Regions from separate parts of the Homo sapiens genome. Here region 2 is linked to region 1. Evidence: chromatin loops called from intact Hi-C (ENCODE). Cell type or tissue: dorsolateral prefrontal cortex. All regions are shown on one strand. Links, peaks and the distances in the headings refer to the core of each region. The heading gives the core; the rest is flanking DNA. Region 1 has its middle 3.5 kb from the start of LINC00471. Region 2 has its middle 9.2 kb from the start of TEX44.

Evidence for each region. A loop is a pair of places that touch in the nucleus more often than their neighbours do. Peaks named below come from ENCODE experiments on the same cell type or tissue, not always from the same donor. Only the 100,000 strongest peaks of a DNase experiment are listed, where the experiment ranks them.
Region 2: it touches region 1 in a loop (4-fold over the local background); 64 of 110 quality-filtered maps call a loop at or near these places.

The regions. Positions count from the first base shown.
Region 1 is chr2:231,516,391-231,519,299 of GRCh38, reverse strand. It overlaps a transcript of NMUR1 not described here. Among named protein-coding and RNA genes, the nearest start is that of LINC00471, 3.5 kb to the right of the region's middle. In dorsolateral prefrontal cortex, for the core only: a CTCF peak has its summit at 1,596 (motif pointing left); no DNase peak of the experiment used is centred there.
Region 2 is chr2:231,600,563-231,603,471 of GRCh38, reverse strand. No RefSeq gene overlaps it. Among named protein-coding and RNA genes, the nearest start is that of TEX44, 9.2 kb to the right of the region's middle. In dorsolateral prefrontal cortex, for the core only: CTCF peaks have their summits at 1,460 and 1,669 (motif pointing right); a DNase peak (open chromatin) is centred at 1,631; H3K4me3 peaks cover 428 bases; H3K27ac peaks cover 2,500 bases.

The sequences.
Region 1 (2,909 bases), core at 225-2,724:
CTTGGGTAAGTGCGCCCTGGTCAATAAGAAGAGGCCATGGGCTGGAATTAGACTGGAGAGCCTGGAAGCTGCAGCCACATCCTATGGAACATCCACAAGAGTTTCTGGAATCTTTTAATCTAACATTCAAGCCCCTTCTTCAGCTCTAAGCAACACAGGCATCATTCATCCAACATTTATTGAGCACCAACCATGTGCCAGGCACTTTTCAAGGCTGAGGCGGGGTGAAGGAGAGGGCAGATAAACATACTGGCATATAAGTGCTTTGACAGCTGGAACTCAGGCATCGAAGAGAGGCACCTGCCCCAGCCGAGGGAAGGCTTCCAGGAGGAGGTGATGCGCCCAAGTCCTGGGGAGAAGGGTCTGACTGGCCCCTGAGCTTTGGCCAGGGAAGCAGTTCCACCAAAACTGAATCAGGGGAGGAGGTGGAGAGCCTAAAGGGAATGAGGGATGTCAGGAGGCAGAATGAACACTGGACAGGCACACACAAAAGCAAAGCAACTGAGGTCCACTATCATCACTGCTGGCGCGTGGACTTCCCTGGCCACCCTTCCTGGAACTTGGACTTGGAACCTTCCCTCCAGTCTTTCTCCCTGTTCGTCTCACCTCCTTTAGATGTGTTCAGGCAGGATTTCTTTTATTTGCATTTCAGGAAATTTGAAAAAAGTACAAAAAACCACCAAAAAAAATTACTTCCATTCCCAACACCCAAATTAACTGCTGTTAACATTCTGGCAATTTGATTCCATCATTTTCCTGCATATTACCCCCCTTCAATTTAATGAGTAGGCTGGGCGCGGTGGCTCATGCCTATAATCCCAGCACTTTGGGAGGCTGAGGCAGGCGGATCGCCTGAGGTCAAGAGTTCAAGACCAGCATGGCCGACGTGGCAAAACCCTGTCTCTACTAAAAATACAAAAATTAGCTGTGCGTGGTGGCACGCGCCTGTAATCCCAACTACTCAGGAGGCTGAGACAGGAGAATCACTTGAACCGAGGAGGCAGAGGTTGCAGTAAGCTGAGATCGTGCCACTGCACTCCAGCCTGGGTAACAGAGCAAGATTCCGTCTCAAAAAAAAAAAAAAAATTTAATGAGTAACAGATTATCCCCAATCATTTGCTTTGTAAAACAACACTGCTGGCCAGGCATGGTGGCTCATGCCTGTAATCCCAGCACTTTGGGAGGCCAAGGTGGGCAGATCATCTGAGGTCAGGAGTTCAAGACCAGCCTGGCCAACACGGTGAAACCCCATCTCTACTAAAAATACAAAAAGTTAGCTGGGTGTGGTGGCAGATGCCTGTAATCCCAGCTACTCGGGAGGCTGAAGCAGGAGAATCGCTTGAACCTGGGAGGTGGAGGTTGCAGTGGGCCGAGATCGTGCCATTGCACTCCAGCCTGGGCAACAAGAGGGAAACTCTGTCTCAAAAAACCAAAAAACCAAAAACCAAAACCAAAAACAAAAAAAAAATGGCCTAAAACCATCTAGTGGAAGGTTGATGGTTATCCTGGATGGATCAAGCTGGCAACACTCAAATTGTCTGATCAATTTTAACACCACTGAATGTGGAACAACCAGATCTGAAGTGGTTAAGTGCCCCCTAGAGGGACATTACAGAAGTACACAGCACCAAAAAGAATTCTTGCAAAACAGCTGAACCTGAATCTAACCAAGCCTCTAGTTTACAAAAACACTGATGAAGGAATATGGTAAAGAACCACAAGATTGTCAACCAAGTCCAGATTAGAGACAATTCTACAGGACAACTGACAGTTTCTCCAACAAATAAAAGGCATTTTTAAAGGGGAGGTTCTCGATTATAGGTTTTCAAAAGATTTAACGGCCAGGCGTGGTGGCTCATGCCTGTAATCCCAGCACTTTGGGAGGCTAAGGTGGGAGGATCACTTGGGCCCAGGAGTTTGAGACCAGCCTGGGTAACAGAAGGCAATCTCTTCTCTACAAAAAATGAAAAATAAAGAAACTTGGCGTGGTGTGGTGGTGCACCAGCTACTTGGGAGGCTGAGGTGGGAGGACTGCTTGAGTCCAGGAGGTCGAAGTGAGCCACGATTCAGCCACTGCACAGCCTGGTGACAGAGGGAGACTCCAGCTCAAAATTTTTTTTTAAAAAAGAGACATATCAACTAAATGTAATGTGTAGATATTTTAAAATCCTAATTCAAAACAAACCAACAATTAAAAGACACTTTTTATTTTTGTTTTTTAAAGACAGGGTCTCACTTTGTTACCTAGGTTGGAGCACAGTGGTGGGATCACTGTAGTCTCAACCTCCTGGTGGGCTCAAGTGATCCTCCTGTCTCAGCCTCCTGTGTAGCTGGGACTACTGGCACACACCCAGCTAATTTTTTTTTTTTTTTTTTGGTAGAAATGAGATCTCGCTGTGTTGCCCAGGCTGGTCTCAAACTCCTGGCTTCAAGCAGGAGGATCCCTTGACCCCAGGAGTTCAAGACCAGGCTGGGCAACATGGCAAAAGTCCATCTCTACAGAAACAACAACAACACCCCCCCCAAAAAAAACCCCAAAAATTAACCAATGCATGCCTGTGGTCCCAGCTACTCAGGAGGCTGAGGCGGGAGGATTGCTTGAGCCTGGGAGGTCAAGGCTGCAGTGAGCCATGATGGCACCACTGCACTCCAGCCTGGGTGAGAGCAAGTTCTTGTCTCAAACAACAACAACAACAACAAAAAACTCCCAAAATTTGCAATAAAGATTAACGTATATGTCTCTCCAGCAGTTTGAATGCTCTCTATGTTAGACACATGCAAGTGGATTTGCTAAAGGAAGGAATGAGTATTTTTACCTTTACTAAAACTGCCAAATTTCTCTCCAAGTGTTTGTAACAATTTGCCCTTTTACCAGTTTCTCCACAATCCCCAAACACTCGTAATTTCTG
Region 2 (2,909 bases), core at 207-2,706, 84 kb before region 1:
TCTGGAGTCCTGGCCTATTTTTGTGGGAAAGGCAACTTTTATCTGCTGGGGAACCTTCAGATATAGGAGGGATGGGGGTTAGGACAGTGTCCCTTGCAGTGGGGGACTTAGGGGAGCCACAAGGGACAGGCTGCTTTGGGCCCCTCCTTCCCCTTTCTGGGAGCAGCCTGCTCTGACAGGATCCAGGCTGGGCCAACCAGGGTCCTTCCCCCTAGGATTGATCAGATCCAACAGGGGAAACCGAGACTTTTCCTCTCTGGTTTATCAAGGAGCAGCCTGTGGGCCTGGAGTCTCCAGGAGCCACGGTCCCTGCAAGGAGCAGAAGCCTGGCGGAGAGAAAGAACCTCCATGGGAGGTGGAGGACAAGTGATGGGGACAGAGTACTGGCAGCAGGGAGTTCCTATTCAGCATCCTCATAGCCAGTTCCTCTTAGCCCTTCCTTACCTCGCCCGTTAATCCGGTTTGTGCCTAAGCTACTACATGCTGGGTTTCTGTCACTTTCAATTAAGAGGCTCCTCACCAATACACAGATCATGTGGAAAATCCCAGTAAAGGAAAACTGACATTTGTCAGATGCCCACTGTTAAATGCTGTTTTTGAAAAATATGCATTATTGCCGGGAACAGTGGCTCACGCCTGTAATCCCAACACTTTGGGAGGCTGAGGCAGGTGGATCACCTGAGGTCAGGAGTTCAAGACCAGCCTGGCCAACATGGTGAAACTCCATCTCTACAAAAACACAAAAATTAGCTGGGCATGATGGCCGGTTCCTGTAATCCCAGCTACTCGGGAGGCTGAGGTGGGAGAATTGCTTGAACCTGGGAGGTGGAGGTTGCAGTGAGCTGAGATGGCACTATTGCATTCCAGCCTGGGCGACAGAGTGAGACTCTGTCTCAAAAAAAAAAAAAAAAAAAAAGCATTATTGACCACAGCATCTCTGTGAGGCAAATGGAAGAACCACTTTGCAGATGAGGAAACACTTTTTTGTGTTTGGAGACACTAAGGGCCACAGTGTCCACTTGTGCAGGACTCCACAGGGTGGGCCAGCCTGCTTCTAGGCACGGAGTCAGTGGGCCTTGCCTGTCCTGAGACCCCTCAGCCAGACTCTACCCATGAAGACCTTTGCTCTGTGTCTGGGTCCTTCCTGGAGGACTCTGGGCCTTCTGTGGTCTGAGTCTTGGAGCACTGTTATATTGCCGTGCTGTTCAGCTCTGGCAGTCACTCCAGTTGGAGGGTCTATGCCCCTCTGTCCTTGTGCCCTTTTTTCCGCTTTCTTTAAAAAATGTTTAAAAATTATTTTTTATTTTATTGTTATTTTTATTATTATTATTTTGAGACAGGGTCTCACTCTGTCACCCAGGCTGGAGTACAGTTACGTGTTCATTGCTCACTATAGCCTCAGCCTCTTGGGCTCAAGTGATCCTCCCCCTCAGCCTCTTGAGTAGCTGGGATTACAGGCATGTGCTGCCACACCTGGCTATTTTTTTTTTTTTAAATTTTGTAGAGATGGTGTCTCGCTATGTTGTGCAGTCTGGTCTCGAACTCCTGGGCTCAAGTGATCTTCCCACCTTGGCCTCAAAGTGCTGAGATTACAGGTTGAGCCACCGCGCCCTTGGGCCACCCTAGTATGGGCCGGTGGTGCCTTCCCTCCAGCAGAGGGCGCAGTCTGTGTCCTTAGAGACTCTGGAAGCTCAAGATCAAGTCAGTCTAGGAAATAGGGCTACCTCTTAGCCTGGGGAGGTCTTTCGTTTAAATAGTTAAATACGTACTTAAGTACTTCGTTTACCTCTACACTTTATCACATCCTCCTTGGGGGACTGTCCTATGTGTGAACTTTGTTTTGGAGACACTCTTTTCCCTGATAGAAGCTATACCTCACCCAGCCAAACCTATAACCTAGACTACAGTGGCATAGGAATTTTAACCAATTAGCCACGGGCCCACAGACTAAACAGAAATATTTTCCTACACTCCTGCCAGCAGAGGTGTGTTGACAAGATTTAAAAAAAAAAAAATTATCCTTACAAAGCAAGTACAAACACTGACAAAGATTTGGTTTCTTTACCATTCTCAAAGTTGCCTTAAATTTTTAACTTTAAAAAAAGAGAGACATTAGAAAAAAATCTTTGATGTTTTTCTATGTTTTGAATCCCTCCCACCACAACACATCTCAGATGGGAGAAATTAGCAGCCTATGGTGATATCTTGGGTTCCCCAGAACGCAGGCCCTGAGCCAGGGTTTGGTACACGGGATGTTTATTTGGGATCACGCCCTGTGAAGAGGAGCAGAATGAAGACAGAGTTGGAGAGGGAGAGGTCGAGCCTGTAGTGCAGGCTCAACGACAGCCCCAGCCAGCCCCGCGGGAGCTCTGGAGCTGCGGTTATCCCAAGCTGGGTCAGGATGGTCAGACCTCAGACCCCTGCACAGACCATTGTGGGGATTGGGCCACCTGGGACCTCACCACCTTGGGTGAGATGCTCTCTGCAGGAGCTGAGGCTGAAGGCTATCCAACAACAGTGCTCCCAGCGGCTGGAGGAGCAAGGCCTTCTTTGAGGGGGTCAGGACAGTCCAACCTTGGGGTGGAGGCCGGCTAGGCTGGGTGTCCCTTCTGATGTCTGCCAGGACTTGTTGGTGCCCTCCCCTTAGCCCATCCCCTGCTGTGCTCAGGCGTTAGGACACTGTGCCTGCCCTGCTGGCTCCTGGTCCAGCCTCCATGCCTATTGGCTGGTGCAGACCTCAGCTTACTTGGCCAATGTCTCCTGGCAGAACACACCAAAAAGATGGCTGTTGATCCTAGAGAAATGCTGATTGTTTTCAAACATTAACCCTAACATATATAAACAAGAAGTCACTGAGAACCAGGCTCCCTGATTTGTTGAGTGAGGAAATGCAAGGCTTTGTAGGGCTG